Regions from separate parts of the Homo sapiens genome. Here all the other regions are linked to region 4. A link is an interaction called in ENCODE POLR2A ChIA-PET data of the cell type or tissue named here. Cell type or tissue: MCF 10A. All regions are shown on one strand. Region 1 holds the start of LOC124902540 (a long non-coding RNA gene). Region 2 overlaps KLF6 (KLF transcription factor 6). Region 3 overlaps LOC105376363 (a long non-coding RNA gene). Region 4 has its middle 19 kb from the start of LINC02639.

Evidence for each region. ChIA-PET counts read pairs that join two places held together with the same protein. Peaks named below come from ENCODE experiments on the same cell type or tissue, not always from the same donor. Only the 100,000 strongest peaks of a DNase experiment are listed, where the experiment ranks them.
Region 1: POLR2A ChIA-PET joins it to region 4 with 10 read pairs; 6 of 35 experiments call an interaction of 5 or more read pairs at or near these places.
Region 2: POLR2A ChIA-PET joins it to region 4 with 66 read pairs; 31 of 35 experiments call an interaction of 5 or more read pairs at or near these places.
Region 3: POLR2A ChIA-PET joins it to region 4 with 11 read pairs; 20 of 35 experiments call an interaction of 5 or more read pairs at or near these places.

The regions. Positions count from the first base shown.
Region 1 is chr10:3,752,451-3,757,450 of GRCh38, reverse strand. It overlaps LOC124902540 (a long non-coding RNA gene), which reads left to right and starts at 2,154. Exons shown (of 3, transcript XR_007062364.1): 1 at 2,154-2,498; 2 at 3,681-3,794. It overlaps LOC105376361 (a long non-coding RNA gene), which reads left to right. Exons shown (of 3, transcript XR_930578.4): 3 at 786-870. RefSeq lists an enhancer at 1,525-2,724. In MCF 10A, no CTCF peak of the experiment used is centred here; a DNase peak (open chromatin) is centred at 2,270.
Region 2 is chr10:3,774,679-3,779,678 of GRCh38, reverse strand. KLF6 (KLF transcription factor 6) reads left to right here. Exons shown (of 4, transcript NM_001300.6): 4 at 89-3,683. The coding sequence ends at 140. Among named protein-coding and RNA genes, the nearest start is that of KLF6, 8.0 kb to the left of the region's middle. In MCF 10A, no CTCF peak of the experiment used is centred here; DNase peaks (open chromatin) are centred at 2,588, 3,218 and 4,218.
Region 3 is chr10:3,760,315-3,765,314 of GRCh38, reverse strand. It overlaps LOC105376363 (a long non-coding RNA gene), which reads right to left. Exons shown (of 4, transcript XR_001747332.1): 1 at 4,825-5,000; 2 at 1,922-2,297. Among named protein-coding and RNA genes, the nearest start is that of KLF6, 22 kb to the left of the region's middle. RefSeq lists enhancers at 1,520-2,719, 4,135-4,234. In MCF 10A, no CTCF peak of the experiment used is centred here; DNase peaks (open chromatin) are centred at 1,254, 2,014 and 3,114.
Region 4 is chr10:3,850,071-3,855,070 of GRCh38, reverse strand. No RefSeq gene overlaps it. Among named protein-coding and RNA genes, the nearest start is that of LINC02639, 19 kb to the right of the region's middle. RefSeq lists enhancers at 1,640-2,839, 3,548-3,904. In MCF 10A, no CTCF peak of the experiment used is centred here; DNase peaks (open chromatin) are centred at 2,590 and 3,370.

The DNA.
Region 1 (5,000 bases), 98 kb after region 4:
GTGGTTCCATGAGGACCAGTTTGCCCAGGTGCAGATCTGTGGTTTACACACATAAGTGACATCTGTAGGACCATGATGTCGCTCAGAAGCACTGTAGTGATGGCTGAAATTAAGCAGCCACAGGGAGACCTTTAGCTACTTAAAGAAGTCCAAATAACAGAAGAGAGACTGGTGTTGACCTTAGGTGACAAGGCCAAGAGAACTGAGCCAGTATCTCTGCAGCACAAGCCAGCAAGGCCACAGAGAAGAGGAGTCTCTGTTGACACCACTGCTGCTATTGTTCTTTTCCCTGAAAAACACAGTGTTCTCTGTTCTTCATCTCCCTTTACTTATTTATTGGATTTTCTACATTATTCCATTTGCTTAAAGTTCCAAAGAGTACACATAAGAACACCATTGATTGAAATAATTAAAACAGATAGCTTCAATAACAGCAAAACTGAACAGCAATGCAGCAGCTGATTTCTCTTTTGCCATTCTCTTGGGGTGTGGGTTTTGAAAAGCCAACTTGACTCCAGAATTTTTCAATATGCTTCGCTGTTGGAAATGGCTATGCCTTAAGGAAGTCAAGACCAGCCTTGTTCTCCTTAGACCAAGAGACCTGAGGAAGCACCTCACTGGCCCTCACCTGTGAAGGGGAATTGGCTTCTCCTCGGACAGTTATGAGAGTTTGCACCCTAGAAGTGAGGTGCATAGCAGCATGCTGGATGTGCTGTTTGCTTTTTTGTAAATAGGTGTTCTTTTGTTCATGCAAGATGTTAGAGAATTCTGTTTTCATTTTTTAGGGGAACCTCTCAAAGGAACAAAAAGCATTTATTCACTCAACCTGGGACTTCAACTTTATGGAAGAAGTAAGAGAAGAAGAGGAAGAAGAGGAAGAAGAAGCGGTGGCGGCGGAGGAGGAAGAGGAGGAGGAGGAAGAGAAGAGGAAGAAGAAGAAGGAGGAGGAGTAGCAGGAGGAGAAGAAGAGGAGGAGGAGGAGGAATGCATTTGTATTCCGTCTGGAAAAGAGCTTTCCCTAGGCAAAGCTAAGACACACAGCTGCAGCCTTGACCGATGACAGCTGTCCATTTCAGGTCCCACTCATAGAAATAATGACCCGGGCACAGGCAGCAATTGTAGCAGACGCTATTCCTTTTTTCTGTGTGTGCATCATTTTCGTTTGGTTTGTTTCTTACTCTTTGGTAGGAATTTCTGCTTGATGCTCCCACAGGACCTCGGTTCAGCTGGATCAGTGGAAAACCTGTACAACTTGTCCCTTTATAAAAACTCCCAGTTACAGTTTTTCTTTGATATTTACTTTGGAATACCTAGAGACTCTTCCCACCCACATCCCCCTTTCCAAAGACAACATGGTCGTGTTGGAAACAAAATTCGGGAGACCAGAGGACTTTGACTGTGGGAAGAAATGTGGTAGTTTAGGAACCTGCGACTCCTTCTTCCCAGCCCTCCAGACCCTCCAAAGAGCTGTTGACAAGAGCCTTAGATGAAGGCCCTGAGCTGTAGCCTAGCGCAATTCTCCTTTGCCTATCTGAAGAGCAGGACAGGCAGGATTAGCGAGGCAAACAAAACCTGAAGGACTTCTTAATAGCCAGACATCTGAGGCCCTTCAGAACCACTTTGAAGATCGGGGGTGATACTGGCTGAGGCTCCAGGTTTATCATTTGATTTGTGACTTTCAGCTCAGGCAGGAGACAGAGAGGAGAGTTCACCAGAGACAAGTCACTTCTGTTGAATGAGTCACCATCGCCACACAGCTGCTTGTTCCAGAGCAGCTATGGTGGGGACATTGTCTAGGATCCCAGGAAAAGTGAAAACATTGACCGGAATGTTTCCAGCACAATGAATGTGATAACAGAGAATGAATAAGTGGAACAGCTCCAACACAGCCAAGAAGATGTTGCTTTATGAGAGCTGACTTTCCCCAGAGCAGTGCGCTCCCATCACAAGGAGGATTAATTCATACATTTCAAGGCCTAAATGACAGACGATAAATGTGTGTAATTATGTAAGTGAGCCCACTGTGTTAGTATGCAAAGGTGCCCACTTTTCCTGCATCAGATATTGACCCTCTTCCATGTCAAAATTCAGAGAGTGACAGCTGCCAATCTCACCCCAGCATCCTCACCTGCTAACCAGGTATCTGTACTCACTCAGCGTGCCTGCTTGGCGAATCTCAGCTGAGTCAGTTACAACAGGTCCCCTTTCAGACAGGTGATGATTAGAAGGTTTGTGACTCAAAGAGCATGACGTGTTCCCTTTCCTCTGCAGCAGGAAGATACTCCCTGATATCGTAGCAGTGACTCAGCCTGCCAAGACAATCCATTTCATTCTTGTACCATTCTTGCATAAATCACAGTGCAGAAAGCTTGGCAAGATAATTTTTAAATTTTAAACTCGACCAGGAGAACTGTTGAGAAATAAGACTTCATATTGAAGTACGTTTCCTCTCCTCGGAAGCTTTCAAGAGGCGATGCTGGGTGAAGGGTTACTCCAAGGTAAATAAATGGTACTGTACTTGGTAGTAAACAGGAGCTGAGTGCTGATTCAGCCAGTCACAGGCCGTTCCTTCCTGAAGAACTCAAAAGCTGTTAGCATGTAAAGTGGGCTCTTCCACAAGGTGACAGATCAATCAAACTCTGTCATCTCCCAAACCTCTTTGAGGCAGGGTTCCATCAACAGATACCATCTTTGTTCACTTTACAGTTTGGGGGGTGAGGAGAAGGGCAGAAAAAGAACTCTCATTGGAAATATTATTTAATGTTTTAAATTAACTCAAAAGATCTTATGTTAATATATTATTTTTGTGAGTTGTTCTGAATTTAGATTCGTTTCCGTGTAATAATTCAGATACAAAGCTAAACATTGCAGAAATGATGGCAAATACTCATTTAAGGTTTATTATGCACAAAACACCAAGATATGTGTTTTGTATTATTTAGTCCTCTTGGAAACTGAAGCAGATACTGTTATTATCACACTAAGACAGGTGAGCAAACTGAGGCCAGGAGAGGCATCCGAGGTTACGCAGAACCCAGCCCACGACACACAGCTGCACTCTTTCCCTGCAAGTGACAAAGTTTAGCTTTATAAGCCAGGATTGCCTTTCTTTTCACTCTGACTAGAGAAAAATAGTTCAAACACAGCCAGAAAAATGTTGCTTTACGAGACCTGACTGACCCCAGAGCAGTGGGCTCCCATTATGGGGAGGACATATATAAGAGCCTAAAATTATAGCTCTAAAATTTATATCATTTTATTATATATTTATCTGAACTTTTTTTATTATTATTTATTTATTTTTGAGATGGAGTCTCACTCTGTCACCCAGGCTCAAGTGCAGTGGTGCTATCTCAGCTCATTGCAACCTCCACCTCCTGGTTCAAGCGATTATCTTGCCTCAGCCTCCCAAGTAGCTGGGATTACAGGCAACCACCACCACGCCTGGTTAATTTTTGTATTTTTAGTAGAGACAGGGTTTCACTATGCTGGCCAGGCTGGTGTTGATCTGTCCTCAGGTGATCTGCCTGCCTTGGTGAACATTTTCTATATATGTAAAATATTGTTATATAATTTACATTTCAGTTCAATATATCAGAGCCATGTCCTTGCTTTGTGTCTTTGCCATTCGAGCTGCTGTAACAATACACATGGCTTAAACAAGTATTCATTTCTCACAGTTCTGGAGGCTGAAAGTCCAAGATCACGATGCTGGCAGAATCGGTGTCTGGTGGGAGCCTGTTTCCTGGCTCGTTGATGGTGCCTTCTCCTTGGGTCCTCACCCGGTGAAAGAGGTGAGGGAGCTCTCTCTGGCCATTTTTTCTAAGGGCCCTAATCCCATCCTTAAGGACTCCATCCTTATGACCTCATCACTTCCCAAAGATGGCATCTCCTAATACTTAAGAGGTCAGGATTTCGACATGAATTTTGAAGGAACACAAATATTCAGTCCATAGCACCTTCCAAAGAGTTAGAGTGTGTGTTCCCAGCCTCAGCCACGTTGACATTCTGACGGAAACAGTTCTTTGTGGTAGGAGACCGTCCTGTACACAGTGTGTTCAACAGCACCCCTGGCCCTCACCCACTAGATGGTAGGTGCATATCTGTCACTTGTGACAAGCAAACTTACCTCCAGGCATTGCCACATGTCCCCTGCTCGGGTGGGATGTGGGAAGCCAAGTCAACCCCAGGAGAGAGCCACTGATGGAGACATTCCAGGGCAATCTTATTCCTGAAGTCCTGTGTCTTAGTTAGAAACGTAAAATACGTGAGTGGCAAACAACCCAAGACTTCCTTGCTGAACAGCAGGAAATCAGCCTCCTGTAGCCCCACTCCTCACCTCCACTTGGCATGACCAACCTCCTCAGTCCTCAGTGGGTTTTCTTCCCTCTTCCCTGGAACTGTGTAAGGATTCCTGATGTCTCCACCAGGCCCTAGCCTGACACCTGCTCCTCACGGCTCAGGACGCTGCCCCTCAAAGGCCTGGCCCAAAATAGGAGCTGATAATCTGGCATGACTTCTTATACTAAGCCTTCCAATTTCTCTCTGGATTAGATTCTTTTCTCCCTCTCCCTGGGATAGGAAACATTCAGAGTTTGACTCTTGATTTGCCCACCACCCCAGGGCTGTGCCCCACATGGCTTCTTTGGGATATTTAGAAGAAAAATCCTCATAAGAAATTGACTGTGAGGGCCGGGCGCAGTGGCTCACACCTATAAATCTCAGAACTTTGGGAGGCCGAGGAAGGCAGATCACTGAAGCTCAGGAGTTCGAGACCAGCCTGTCTGTACTAAAAATACAAATATTGGCTAGGCATGGTGGCACACACCTGTAATCTCAGCTACTTGGGAGGCTGAGGCAGGAGAATCGCTTGAACCTGGGAGGCAGAGGTTGTGGTAAGCCGAGATTGGGCCACTTCACTCCAGCCTGGGTAACAGAGCGAGATTCTGTCTTAAAAAAAAAAAAAGACTGTGATAGGAAATGGTTCTCTCTAGTCCTCA
Region 2 (5,000 bases), 75 kb after region 4:
GCAGGGCAGGGAGGTGAGGGCGCTGGTCCAGAACACTGGCAAGGGATGGGAACCTAACTTCTTCTGTGCTTCTGATTTGCCCTTGCAGGTGTTTTTCCAGGTCTGACCACCTGGCCCTGCACATGAAGAGGCACCTCTGAGGGAGCAGAGAGGTGGATCCTGTAGGCTAAAAGGCTTCCAGGCTGAGAGCCGGCCGTGGAAGGAGGGATGCGTGTTCCAGCCAAAGCATGCCGTTCTGCACCCTACCCAGTTGCCTCCAGGGCCTCTCCTTGGAAGGTCTTTTGAGGGCTAAAAAGGTCCTGTAAGAAGCGGCATAGCACCCGTGGTGCATGGTATGTGGGTGACCCTGGACTCGCCACTGGTACCCGCCCTTCCGAGCGGCGCCTAAGCCTTTGCCGTGAGCATGCACACTGAGAATGCTAATGGTTGGGTTGATTGTATGTTGAGGATCTATTACTGACCGTATGATGAGGCCAACTTTTTTTCCTTGTGGTTAGCAAGACTGCAAGAGATGGAAAAAAAGTAGTTTGAATGTTTTGTGTGTAAGGAGTATACCATGAGATGAGATGACCACCAATCATTTCCTTGGGGGGAGGGGGTGTCTGCACCTTAGAAAAAAAAAGAAAAATCAAAAAAACAAAAAAACAAAAACAAAAAAAGAAGGAAAATCTTGGAGGGTGGGCGTGGGAACTCAGGACCCCAGAGTGGCGAGTGGTGTGGGGAGGGAGAGCCTCTCTCCCCCTTTTCTGTGTGAGAGGAACTCTTAGTGTCTGGTGCAGCTATTAAATGTGCAATGTGTCAAGTAGCTTGTTTTACACGCTACAACATAGCTCATTTGTAACCCATTGTATAAGCTGTGTATTTACAAATATAACACAACAATTTAACTTTTCCTTAGAATACAAAAAGTCATGCATGGTCTGGGGAACTATATGCTTTTCCATTTTTAAGTCAGGACTGCAATACTGATTCCAGTTAATGAGCAGCTAAGATCCAATCTGTCTAATACAGTGACCCCCTAGCCATCCGGGCCTGGCAATATACAATTTTTTTTCCCCTCCAAGTTTGTAACACTCCCCTTCCAGAAAGGCATTGTGCAACACAGGATTATTTTTAAATGATTCTGAATTTGAATTAACTTTTTGGAGAATTCTGTGATGCCCTTAGAAGAAATTGGACACGTATTGAGTGTCACAAAGCTGGGGCTGGGAATTGCTGGTCTAATGTTTCATTAGACTTAAGAACCTAAAATTTTTCTCAGTTGGGTGGATAAAACCACTAACGCTTAGAAACTGTTTTCTCATGCAGCTATGTTTCTCTTATTTATGCCTTGAGGACTAATTTCTGGTTTTCTAGCTGTTAATGCACTGTTGACCTTCATAATGGTGCCTTACGCAAGCGATCCCTTCTGTGGGGGTCTCATACAGGGGTGTGGGCGATGCATGCTTTATTAAGGCTCTTGTTTCACCTGGCAGTGTACTGTATCAACGTATAATACAGAAAAAAAATCTCTTTAAGGTCCTCCTTCACAAAGACATAGAGTGAAACTCCCTTTACATGTCAGTATTTGTTCAACACTTTAGGCAACTTGACTGTCAGTGTTAAAATGGAAAACAGGAAAATGGAAAAATCTGACCAATTCTGCCACCTTGAGACTTTCATATAGACCTTGCACAACAATTGTATAGATCACACACCGGCTGTATTTAATATGTAACATTTTCACACATATTAAAGATACAGAAGTATTAAAAAACCCCCAATGTTAATGTATTTGCTTAAAAGGCACAAGTTTCACATATCTGTCTAGCTATCTGTTGGTAATACAGAAAGTATACTACTTTTTTAAAAAAGTGGGCAGAATTCTTGTGTATGTATATTTGTGTGTACAGTATGTGTATGTGTGTATATATATATATTATATATATAGATAATATATAAATATTTTTTTTAAGGAGAAACTAGAATGTTTAGCTAGAAAATTCCACAGCCTGTGAAGAAATATTTCAAAATGGCCATAAAGGAGGTAAAAATGAAAACCATAACCTAACTTTTATAGAGGCTTTATCTTTAATTTAACGATGTGCGGAGGACTTTCTTGCTTGAATCTGTTCCGGGCTGTCTGCTCTGTCCATCAAATGGGCAGGTCTGGAATGGGGCACCTTCGGCCGTTCAGAAGTGGCCTGAACAGAATGCTGGAACCCAGGCTGGACTCGGACACACTAAGGTTTTGATTTTGAATTTCAGCCTTATTAGAAGATCTAACCTAAGAGTAAGCTAACCACAGGGATTCTTTTGTAGAACACTTTTTATGCAGATGAAGCTATTTTTTCCAGCAAGTAGATTCTTCCAGTTTTTCCAAGGAGTAATTTCCCCGAATTGGCATACCACGGCGTGGACAGCTGATATTTCACCCAGCTGCTGGCTTGTGGGTGTGGCTCTTTGCTTTATATATATATACACACATGTGAGTCTGGCTGGGCTGGTATTTTGTTTGATCTTCCTGGAAATGAGCAGTGACTAACGCTCACATAACTGGTTTTTTTTTTATCTGGGCTGATGAATACATTTACCTAAGAAACTCATTTCGTTTTACTTAAGAGGGGAAGTGCAGTTTTCTTTTGGCAGTTCAGAATCCAAGCACTTGATTTGCTGGGTTTGGAAAACTCCTTTTTTGGCCTTCTATGTGCTTAGCCATAACAATTCCATTAAGCAAGAAGGTAAGCAAAAGACAAAAAAAAAAAAAGGAAAAAAAAAAACTTGCACTGGCTTGTCTCACTTACGAAACATGTCGGAGCTGTTTGCCTGGGTGGGGCTGGGTACCGTACCTGTCAATGCCTGTGATTTTCATAATTAGCACGTACATAAAGAAGTACATTCTGTTCAGGTGATAACTGAGCCTCAATCAAGCAGAAACTTTTTGCTTGAAATTAAAAAAAAATTTCTATTAGTGAAATTTCTTTTTTTTTTTTTTTTGGAAGCACCCTGTTATCTAAAGAATCTTTGTAAGATTTTTGTAAAATTTTGTTTTACAAGATTTTATTTGAAATTGTTTTTTGCAAGATTGTTATATTTCTGTATGAATGTATTTTTTATTGGAATAACATAAAAGAATTCTTATCAGCATCTTGAGTCTGGTTGTTTTTTTTGGGGGAAGGGGGTTGTTGGAACAGATTCCTCCTGCATTCATCACCCTGGCTTCCTCCTGGGGGCAAATCTTCATTGAGCAACCCTGAGAACAACTCACCGACCTCAGCCCCTTCCTCTTTCCACAGCCTGTCCTGGGAGCTGGAGAGGATGTCAGCGAGCCTGACATTGCCCTCCCTGAATGCATCAAATACTCTTCTCCAAGGACTGACAAAAACAACCCCCCGGCTGTGGGCACAGTAGGGAACCATGCCGGTTTGATCTTCCATTGCTCAAGCCAGGGAATGCATTGCAGAGGCACCTGCACAACGACAAACTTGAGTGTTTCCCTGCCACTTCTGTGCCTCCACAGCCTGCTCCAGTTCCGCAGCTAGAGCTGGGCCTACCTTCCCCAGCCAGCCCTGCCACACACCTGGCTGAGGCATGTCTGGGAGGGGTGGAGGAGGCAGAGGGACTCCAGGCCAGAGGGCTGTTCTCACAACCTCAGCCCACTCTCAGTCAAGGAGGGCAGAAAATAAAAGATGACATCACTGCCAGAGGAGTTACATCTCTTTTTTTTCTTTTAAGGCCAATAAGATACATTAAATGTAGAGTTTGTTTGAAAATAGGCAGCCTTTTGTTTTTTAGAGCAATGTTTAGCAAGTAATCTCAGCTTTGCTTTACTGTGTGGACCAGGACAATTTGATCCTTGTAGGAGTCCATTTTCAGATTACACTAAGCCAATCAGTAGCAATGGGGTAAATCAATGTGTTTCCGTGGGAACCAGCTTCTTAGTGTGACAACAAGGATATTCTACTTGAGGTGGCTTAAGCGCTCACTCCTCTCCATAGCTCTTCATTTTGCTAAACGTGGGGAATTTACAGTGGTTGCTTTTAATTTTATAATTGGAGAGGGGATGGATGTTAAGATGTGTGCCCAGACTAGGAATGTTCATTAATTTTCTTTCTATAACTGTGGTAAAAATGTCAGCAGTTTGGAGGGAGCTGTGGTAGGGCAGGACGTGGGGAGCAGACGACATTATTGCCGGGATTCGTGGGCGTGTTCTATCCCCAAGCACATGTCAACATGACTCATGGTTGGATTGCCCCGAATGTACAGTCTAAATTTAAAGTCTTGATAGTCATTCGCGGCTACTATTAAGACTTGACCACTTTGTCATGGAAAGACTATGCAGGACAGCTAAGTTATGTTCAAATAAGGCTGTTAGCGCTGCCGTGCAAGGAATCGGCTGCAACCTTAGGGTATTTATAGAAGTATAAAAAATTTCAGTCTGCTTAACAAATTTTTTGAAACCTAGCTAAAAGAAGAAAGGAAATGTTCTAGCTTGAACGAGCTGTGTGCTTTGGACAATTTGCTGAGCTACACCGACCCTCAGTTTGCTTATTGCTAAAATAGGGCTAGGTCACGTGGATCCAGCATTCTCGATAGCACTACAATTCTGTGGTGTGTAAGTATAGGGTGCACTTCAAATTACACGTTCGCCATCTTCAGAGTGCTGGCCTCAGCTCGAGAAAGCTTTCTCTTGTGCTACATGAAAGAATTGTTGAGGAAAACTGTGCTCAAATGGAAACTAGGACTTTCTCAGATTGCCCTTTGCCCGTCTAATTACAGTTAAGTTATTTAGACATTTGTTGCGTTATAGCATACCATTTTTTAAATTAAAATCACCATTTTTGAAAAGTGCTGTTGTAGCTGTAAATGGACCCAAAGTCTCCCAAGTGTCCCCACTTTACCGGCCCCGTTCCCTATCCAAGTTGACCTGAGTGCTCAAAGGACAACACAGGCAATCGGAGGAAAGTGTCTTCCTTTTCTGCTGTAATTGCTACGGAGAAAGAACACAGCTTTCACACCTA
Region 3 (5,000 bases), 90 kb after region 4:
TGCAGGGAATAACTTGTGGTTTCCTCTGCTGCACATGCAAGTCATGAAGACGATTTTCATCTTTGCTTCATCATCAGTCATAGCTCTTACGATCTGCCCACTTCTGAGAGTCCTTTTCTTAGAGAGGGACATGTACTGCTGGCAGAGGAGGAGCTCTCAGCGAAGAAAATGGCATTACTGAGCATTTGTTGAATTTTGCAGTGACCTCCTTGTTTTGAAACGATCAAATCAATCCTTATTTGTGTAACTCAGGAGTGCAGAGTGCATTGCCCACACTCTGTCACTGTGAGGGTCAGTGCTTGCTGTGGTTGAGGGATGAAGAAAACTTTGGATATCAAGTGGCCTCAGGGCAACAGAACAGGTTTTCAAGGGACTATCACCTTTCCCTAGCAAACAACAACAGTGGCAGCTACAAGGCAAATACGGAAATGATCTTTGGTGTGCACAGATCACAAAGTTTGCACCTGCACAATCGGCTGGTTATGAACTCGGAGAAATTTCTCTCTTGCATCCTGACTGTTCTTTCTTAGCCCATTGCCTGTGTGGTGGCCCATGCCAGCAGCCTCTTCTGTCCTGTTTCTACAAGTGCAGGGACGTTACTGACAAGCCCAGTCTCACACCCTGTATGGGCAAATGCCTAGAACAGGGCTTAAATGAGAAGACAGATGTGCTTCAGAGTCCAACAGATCTCTCAAATGCCAGCTCCAGAAGTTTCTAACCATGAGAACTGATTAACACATGGGAGCTTTAACCTCCCTCTTTCTAAAGTGGGCATGGGGATGTCTACTGCTCAGGTTTACTGAGAGGATGGGTGCAATTCTGTACTTGCCGTTCAAATCCAGGACAGCCCTGAGGCTGCTGCCCCAGATCCCAGGAGCTCAGGGTGCCTCTGTCTGCAGAGGCTGGAGAAAAATTTATCTCTTGGCAGAACTCAGCACTCAGCAAACAGAGTATTCTGCTTCAAATTCCAGTTCAATCCTGAGTTCTAGTATCTTAAAGATAGAGACCTGAGACCGTTCAGATATTGTGTCTAACTCCTGTAGAACTTAGAATCATGAAAAGATCCTACGCAACAGGTTCTGTTCAGTCCCTTGGCCAATTTCAGCATGGTGACTTTTTCTCTGCCTACGTGTCTAAAACACGATTTTTATTTAATCTTACATAATAAGATCACAGTGTCAGCATCAGAGCTGAGAGGAGAACTCAGGATTCTGGCTCCTATTCCTGCTTGCTTCCTACTGAATCATGTTCATCACAGCTTCTGTGACCTCAGAAACCTCAGGCAACTCACGTATGGGGAATGAAGAATGGATTGCAACAGCGTCAGCTCTCGCCTTATCTACCTGAATTTTTGACTTCCCTTGTTACTTCATGTTTATGCCTTTATTTCCCCTCCCATCATCCCTCCCCAAATCAAAGAGCCTTTACCTTGTATTTTATATATGTCCCAAACATAAGCTACCCTGGCTTCTAGAAAAATAGTGGCTGTGTACAAACCATCCTTCTGTGTGGCTGTCAAACCAGCTAGGGAACCCTCTGTTTGGCTACTAGATTTTTGCCTTGATCATAGAACATTTGAGATCTTTGATAAATGAATGGGTGTTATTTGAATTTTCTATATTTAAATTTATTTTTACACCCAGAAGCTGATCTCAAGCAAGACGTTCACATGCTAACTATTGGGTTGGGTGGCAGGCACCATTAAGAGAAGCAGCAATTCTCCTTCAGGTACTGTGGCATGAACAGAAAAAATAGTCATTGGCTAAGTTGTTGTTCTACATTAGGGTTACATGCTCATGACTGCAGAACACAAATGACCAGGATTTTAGTCTCACTGAGAGCAGGCTTTCATCCTGGAGCAGCTTTTGGGGCCCAGGATCTGACCTCTGCAGGGGGACTGAGCAAGGCTGCAGTGACTCACCTCCCTGCACTCGCACCCACAGATGGTCCTGAGTCAGAAGCCTGGCACCTGGGTCGGGCAGCCGGGTAAGAGTGTGCACTTTCATCGTCTATTCATACCCGTCCTGGGAAAATCTTTCCAGCCTGGGAAATGGCAACCTGACACGTTTCACCGGGACTCAACTTCCTGAGCGTATGCACAGAAAACCCCACACCCTTCACCTTTATTGAACAAGGAGGGAGCCCGATAAGAATCGCTGAAGAAACGCGGGGAGTGTCCCGCACAACCGGATGGGTGTGGCAGGCAGCGTGGGCGAGTAGAGTGACCTGGGGCGGAAGAGGTGTCTGAATTTGCGTGGCTCCAGCGGCTCAACCCCTCCGAGTCTTCAGTGCAGTATCTGTGCAAAAGAGAAAAGCTTTGTAGATACTCTCTGAAATCGGCACTGAGCAGATACCCATTTCTTTTCCTTTCGCATTTGCAGAATGTAATATTTCTAGGGGAGCAGAAAGAATTGGTTAGGAAAAGGCTGTTAAGGAAGGAGGTAAGTAGACAGAGACGGGGTTTGCTGGAAATAATGAGGAAAAAGCTCGAGGCCACTTATGCACCTGCTGTCACGATTCAGCTGGGACCTTCTGAATCATACGAACCCAGAAAGGACAGCTGTGCTGTGTGCGTTGTGCGAATGACCATTTGCTAGAATAACGTATCTCCAGAATAATTTGTTTAGGGGCAATTTTATGTGTGTACATGGTATTCACAAATGTTTTATCCCCACAGTTAATTCAATGCAGGGACAGTTAACCCTTTTTTTCCCAGGGAATTTGGGACTGACCTAAGGACTCTCTGGCCTCCACTCCTATTGCCACACAAGTTTCTGCTGAGGCAGGAACCACCATGCCTTCCAGGGACCTCCAGTCAAAATCAATGAAGTCTGCAAACAATTTCAACTGTAGTATTGTAGCCCCAATAAATAAAGAGCACTTATTAAAACATATTGACTCGAAAAATATTTGACATGGTGTGTTTGTAACAGGAGAATGGGAGCTCAGGCCTTTCTTCTCATTGAAGATACCTCCACTCACCTTGTTCTCTATGGGGAGAAAAACAAATGAACAACAAACAGATTTTGAAGCCACTGTCCTTTCTAACAGGCAGGTCAGTGGGAGGATCCTATGCAAACTGCAGGTACAAACCCCACCCCTACTTCCCAGGACGAACCTCAGCGCCCAGTGTCATTCTTCAGGAATTCCAGCTCAATTATTAGCATGAAAGAGAGCACTGAAGGCTGGAAATGGTCAGCTCCTTCTTTTCCAAAGTGCAGAAAACCATACACCTTTGACCTCCTAATGCTTTACAGAATGGGCGTGAATCAAAAGCTTGACATCCAAGGAATTTCAACGTTGTTTGTGTGTGTGGCCCACATTTTCTAACCATGCTGGTTCAGCAAGTCAGGGGTAAGAACCGAAGGATGAAAAGCTTAGCCAGCTGGGCATGGATCTCTCACAGATTACCTCGGCTTCCAATCTTTTGTTCAACCCATTTAGCCTTGAATTTTTAATACATTTGTCAAATTTATTTATTTATTTATTTTTGCCTACCATTTCTTTCAACAGAGTCAATGATGACTTTATCTTGGTGTACTTTTTTTAAAAGCCCCAAAGTGTTTGGCCTAGAAATGACACAAAATGTTAAGGTTTAAGGTGCTTTTTGCTTTCTAAAATATGCCAGAATACCAAGCTAAGTAACTTCAAACTAAGGTGATGTCAGGTGAAGAGCCCCGGAAGTGGGACATTTTATCTTCCTGGTTAGTCCATTACATGCAAAGCAGGGGAATGAGGTGTTTTTACTATTTTATTGCTTTCAGAGTCAATTCTACATCAAGAGACAGAAACCAAGATGACTCAAGAGCTCTTGGAAAAAAAAAAAAAAAAACATTCTCTTAGAGAACTGCATGGTTTTCTTACGGCCTGTGTGGAGGGAAAGCTGTGATGAAGGACCTGTAATTTTTATTTGCAGACTTTCAGTTCTGCTCTCATTTTGTTGAAACCATTGGTTCCGTCTTTCATTTCCTATACCAAGCGCATCATTGAGACCAGCTTCTGGGTATTTATTTGCAGTCCTGATTGGCTGGGGTTCTGATGCACGAGGCCCTGCCATCTTCTCTGTGAGAAGTGTTGGTTCGTTTCTGGATGGAGGACTCAAGCTCATTTTAGGGGCTCTCCTAGAGGTAGGGGTGAGTGCTCCAAGGGTGGAACATGCGTGAAGAATCGGTTTGCTCTCCCTCAGCTCTGTGCATAACCAAAGGTTTGATACCAAATGCAGAAGTTGCCAATGGAAGAAAATGCCACTTCAACTGCATGTGGAACTGTGGTTTTGAACCCAAGTGAAAATCAGAAGATTCTGGGGAACTTGAAAGTTACCCGATGTGTTTGGCTCAGGGATTAAAAATTTGACTTATCTTCATTCTAAATGCAATACAGAGTCTGACTCCTGCACAGGCTAAAGAAAGCAAGAAAGAGAGAGAAAGAGAGAAGAAGGAAGGAAGGAAGTAGAGAGGGAAGGAAGGAGGGAGGGAAGGAAGGAAGGAAGGAAGGAAATGTATGTTTTTCTGCACCTTGAAGAATAAAACGCTGGCCACAATTAGCCTTCACTATTCTCCTTAATGCTAATAATTAAGCACAGATTCCTTAGTTAAGTATGAAACGGTTTTTGGAAAAAAAAGTGCTGGGAACTCAGAGGTGGGAATGATGATCTCAAAAGTTCTCTGGACTCTGTGCATCGCGTTCTCACAGCCTTTCATTAACCGTCTCCCTCTCACCCTCAACAGGTCTGAAAGGTAGAGAACGTGTGCTGTTACTCAGGTGTATCTGAGAATTATCTAGGCATATTTGTAAAAGAAAACAAAAAGCCCCTTTTATGCTTACAGTGATCCATTATCTCCAGTGTCTAATTTGGGAGCGGGACCAGGAGTAAAGTTCATGAAATGTTAGGTGGGTTAGAGACCACTGAGCCATCCTCTGCCTGACATGGGCATCTTGAAACTGCCTTGTGGCCATGTGCTGCATCCATGGTCTTGTCCCTGGAAAAGAAACAAAAAGGG
Region 4 (5,000 bases):
ACAGATCATCTGAGTCCTAGAGCCCAACCAGCCTTGGAGGCCACATGGTACGAAACAGCAGCCAGACACCAAGGTACTTGGTACCAAGACAATACTCCTGATCTCCATCATGAACCAATCTATGCCTTATGGGTGAGCTCCCATGAACCCGAGGAGGAACCACGGATGTGAGCTGGCTCGTGCACCTTGTCCATTCCCTGCCTGAGAGGCCTCTTCTGAGTGCCCAGGTGAGGCTGCACAAGCCTCTGGGGTACTTCCTTCACATTCCTTTCCCTTTTCAATATCTACAGGCATTTATGCTCCAGGCATCTGTAATCCCAATGCTTTGGGTGGCTGAGGCAGGAGGATCACTTGAGGCTAGGAGTTTGAGACCACCCTGGGCAACATAGTGAGAACTTGTCTCTACTAAAAAAAAAAAAAAAAAATGTAGCTGGGAGTGGTGGTGTGCACCTTTAGTCCCAGCTATCTGGGAGGCTGAGACAAGAGAATCGCTTGAGCCTGGGAGGTCAATGCTGCAGTAAGCCGTGATTCCACCACTGCACTCCAACCTAGGTGACAGAGTGAGATCCTATCTATGTCAAAACAAAGCCAAAAAGCCTTTATACATCTCTTGGTTTTCAAATGAACGCTTATATAAAAGCCTGCTGTATAAAGCAGATCTAAGTAGACCTGCCCAGTTTATGCACAGATCAGTGAGGGACAGAGCGGGGAACCGGGTGGCTGGGAGGAAAACATGGGCACGTGCACCTTCAGTCCTAGCTGCTGTCCGGGCTGGTGAAGGATAAGGCGAGGCTGAGACTCTCAGACTCCGAATACAAACAGTATCATCCGGTTTCTGATTTGTTAGGGTGAAAAGGGAGAAATACAATGTGACCAGTCTATTCTGGGCCCACAATGTATTAGCAATTACCTCCCAACCACCACCCTGCAACATAGTATTCAGATTAAATTTCCCTGGGAGAACAGACTGCAAGGCATGGAAAGCACCTTTTACAAAATTAGGGACCTGTGGATTTCCAGAAGCTAAAAATGATAACGGGCTTTTATTAGGAACCCAACAGGGGGCCATAACCACTCCTAAAAAACCTTATTAGATGCAGCCCACACAGGCATTCTGCAAGGAGATCTCCGTCCCCAGGGCATATTCCTTTCCCAGGAGTGGAGTGGACGGTGCTAGGACCCAACAGCACACATGTGCAAAGTGTTTGGCCAGTGTTCTGGAACGCAGCCTGTGGCTCTTCAATAAAACTTTCCTCAGAGCAAACAAGCAGGCTCTAGAGGTAATCACACATAGTCTCTTATTCCCATTAGCAACCCCAAACAAGCAAGTGGCCTTACCCAAATAGTAGAGAAGCCTAGGTTATTTTTAAATCTGCTCAGTTGAGTGTGTTTCAGAATTTGTGATTTCCTAACAACAAAAAGCTTGGTACCACTGTTGAAATGACAGGAGAATTCCGAAGCAGGCGGAGCAAGGAGAGAGAGAGGCAACCTAGGGCAAGGCTCGCATTACAGATGAAGGCAAAGAAGGAAGCCCTATGTAGAGGAGACTCTTTCTGTCTTTGGAAAGTCTGATGAAAATCGGGTCTAGAAAACCAGCTATGACTTTGGAGATGAACAGAGGAATGCATTAGGCGGCTTTTCTCTCAACGTATTTGGCTTCCTGTATATTTAAAAATAAATGTCTTCCAAACTAGCTTCGAGGACTGCATCCACGAAAGCAGCCTGGCTGCAAAGCCCAGGAGGTCGCAGCAAGTCAGGGAGGTGGAGGCCTCTTGGTTTTCCATCATATTTCTCTGGAGGCTTCAGGTGCTCCAGGAGGGCACCGCCTGCTGAGTCGGTTCAAGTCAACACGACACAGCTGGAAACCCCACAGCCTGGGCAGTTGAGCCGCCGCTGTGTGGTGGGAACACTGCACCCCCTCTGAGCTCCCGCCACCCAGCCTTCCCAAGCCACGCTGCCACCCTCCTGCAGACCTGGGTGAAGAGGGGCAAGAGGCTGTCCTACAGAGATGCTGAGGGTGACAGCTGCAGAATCACCAAACCTTGCTTGGCTGAAAACAAACGTGAATTCCACATTTTAATAAAACAGAAATTTTAATCTTCTGGACACCTGATGATACAAGTCAACCTATTTCTTCTGAATCGCATCTGAAACCAGGAGTTATCACATATTTCAAGATAAAACCGGACCGGGCTTTAAATGTATGATATTATTTCATAATAAAATTTACTTTTTAATATACCTAATAACTGAAAACCTAATGCTACAGTCCGCCATGCTTTAAAGAGACTCACGTAATGACCTGAAGGAAAATTTCCCTCTGAGATAGTCATTTCTTGGACAACTCCTTTCATCTGTAAAGGAGGAAATGAGTCAGCTTTACTAAGCGTTATCTCATGATTGGTGTTTTGTTATTCAGTAGGCAGAGAACACATTTTGTTACCTATAAAGCCTGTTATTACCAAGGGTACAGGTCACTACTGAAACCTCCTCTTCAAACAACTACAGGTACTGTTGTCAAAGATCTTAACAGACTCTGATTGGAAAAGCGCCTGGCTGGTCACAGGACTGCATGACTCACCGCTCTGTTCAGCATTAGCTAAACACAAAGCTGAAAGAACAGAATCAGCTTCATGATGTCATTTCTTCTCTATGTGTCTTTAACATCGCTGAGATATGTTAGAGGTTGTTGAGTAATACACGAAGCTTTCAAATAAGAAGAATGTGTCTGAGATACTTAGAGTAAGAACACATTTCAGGGTTATGTTTGAATATAAACATAATACATGCTCCAGGAATTCAGGGTTTGTGTTATTTGTTGATACAAAGTGTTCCGCAAGGTTTTAGAGCATATACACTAATCACCTAGGTTGGTTAAAGTTTAACTCAACTGAAATATTTTGGACTTAAAGAACCACTTAAGATATCAAGTTCTCAGAACTGATTGAAAAGAAAGAGCTCTCATCTACAGTTACCTGAAACATACCAAAAATTTCCCTGCAAAGATCATAAATGTTTCAGAATCAAGGAGAAATATGAATACTGTTTCCATATAGGTGGTGGGATACATTAGTACCTTTCTCTCTTCTTTCTATTCTTTACATATATTTAAGGAGCAGCCATTGCTTTTCTAGTTTAAAAAAAAAGTAGAAAAAAAAGTTTTTCGTTTTTCTCAGTTAGCTCTCTATGGTGAAAAACTCAAAAGCCAAAATGATGGACTCAGTAAGTTGACAGCCACCTTAAATCTGTGTTGACACCTTTCTTTGTAATGTCAGCAAAACTGTGTGACTGAAGATGAGATCACTGTTTACCTAGCTCTGCTATTGGTCTGAAACGAGCAAGTGTGAAAGAAATTCCCATATTTATCTGTTGGTGTAACCCTTGCAGCAATCTCTCCTAAGAAGTTGAATCACTCATTTTGGTAAGACCCAGCCAAAGATGAAGAAAGTATATTTAATCCAGCTGATGAGACGACTTACTTGGGCCAGATTTAGTTGGAAAGTTGCATGCTGGGGCAGGGTAGGGAGTGTTTCATTTGGGAAACGTTTGGTATCATGTGAAAAAGTTATGTTTCTTTCAAATTGAGCAAATCACTATTTAACTTCCTTTTTCCAGCCTTGCCTGTTTGCTTCTGGGAGGCCTTAAGAAAATATAGAAGATGTGTCAGACTCAAAAGAGGAAGTTAAGAGTCTGAAATGAGATGCCACATTCCCCTTCCTTACTCCTAAGTAATATAGCTTGTTTGTTAAGAAACTTGCTTCTATACACATTGTCCAACTTGTTCTGTGAAAGTTGTAGCGTTCAAATAATGGGTAATTTGTCACTAAGTTGTACTTTCATGGAAATATCACTTGAGCAATAACTTTCTAATCTTTTTTTTTTGGAGACAGGATCTCACTCTGTCACCCGGACTGGAGTACAGCGGCACCATCTTGGCTTACTGCAGCCGTGACCTTCTGGGCTCTGGCAATACTCCCACCTCAGCCTCCCTAGGAGCTGGGGCTACAGGCACATGCCACCACGCCCAGCTAATTTTTGTAGAGATGGGGTCTCACCAACTTTCCAGGGCTGATCTGGAACTTCTGAGCTCAAGTGATCCACCCACCCTGGCCTCCCAAAGTGCTGGTATTACAGGCATCAGCCACCACGCCCCGCCAAGCAAGAACTTTTGCCCTCTCAGTCCTCCACGATCAGACGGAGTTCTGAGTCACTTTTATGCCCCCTTCACACAACTTCACGCCGACTGTTTTTCCTCGAGATACAGCCTCTGCTCCGTGCCCTGACTCAATGCCAGCTCCTAACTTGCAGTTGTGTTCCTTGCTGTGACATCCTATATGCTGAATGTCCATGGAGAAGTGTGGCTCACTTTAACCCGACTAATTTCTAAAAAATAAGTCATCACAACCAAAGATGGGCATCATGTTAAAAGACAGCTTTCAACACAATCCATGTAGCCCTGAGGGTAATACAAGGTACACCAGGTACCAGGTATACCAGGTGTTTCCCATGTGTGCTTCCAGACAGATTCCAACAGTCAGTCATGACCAGACAAATATGTTTCCGATAAGGACATAGGCTTGAGATCACTCTGAAAAGCAAGGAAAGTTGTACCACAGCATGTTTATATCAACTGATCTTGGACTTGGGACAGTTTAAAAGAGATGAAAACAACAGAGTAACTTCATTTTTTCTTGCAACTCATTCAAAATGTATGAATTTTGCAACTTTTTTTTTTTTTTTTTTTTGAGACGGAGTCTCACTCTGTCGCCCAGGTTGGAGTGCAGCGGTCTTATCTCGGCTCACTGCAAGCTCCGCCTCCCGGTTGACATCATTCTCCTGCCTCAGCCTCCCAAGTAGCAGGGACTACAGGCACCTGCCACCATGCCTGGCTAATTTTTTTGTATTTTTAGTAGAGTTGGGGTTTCACCATGTTAGCCAGGATGGTCTGCAGAATTATTTTTATGCAGAATTTTATATAGGCTACAAAAGGCCTTCGCAGG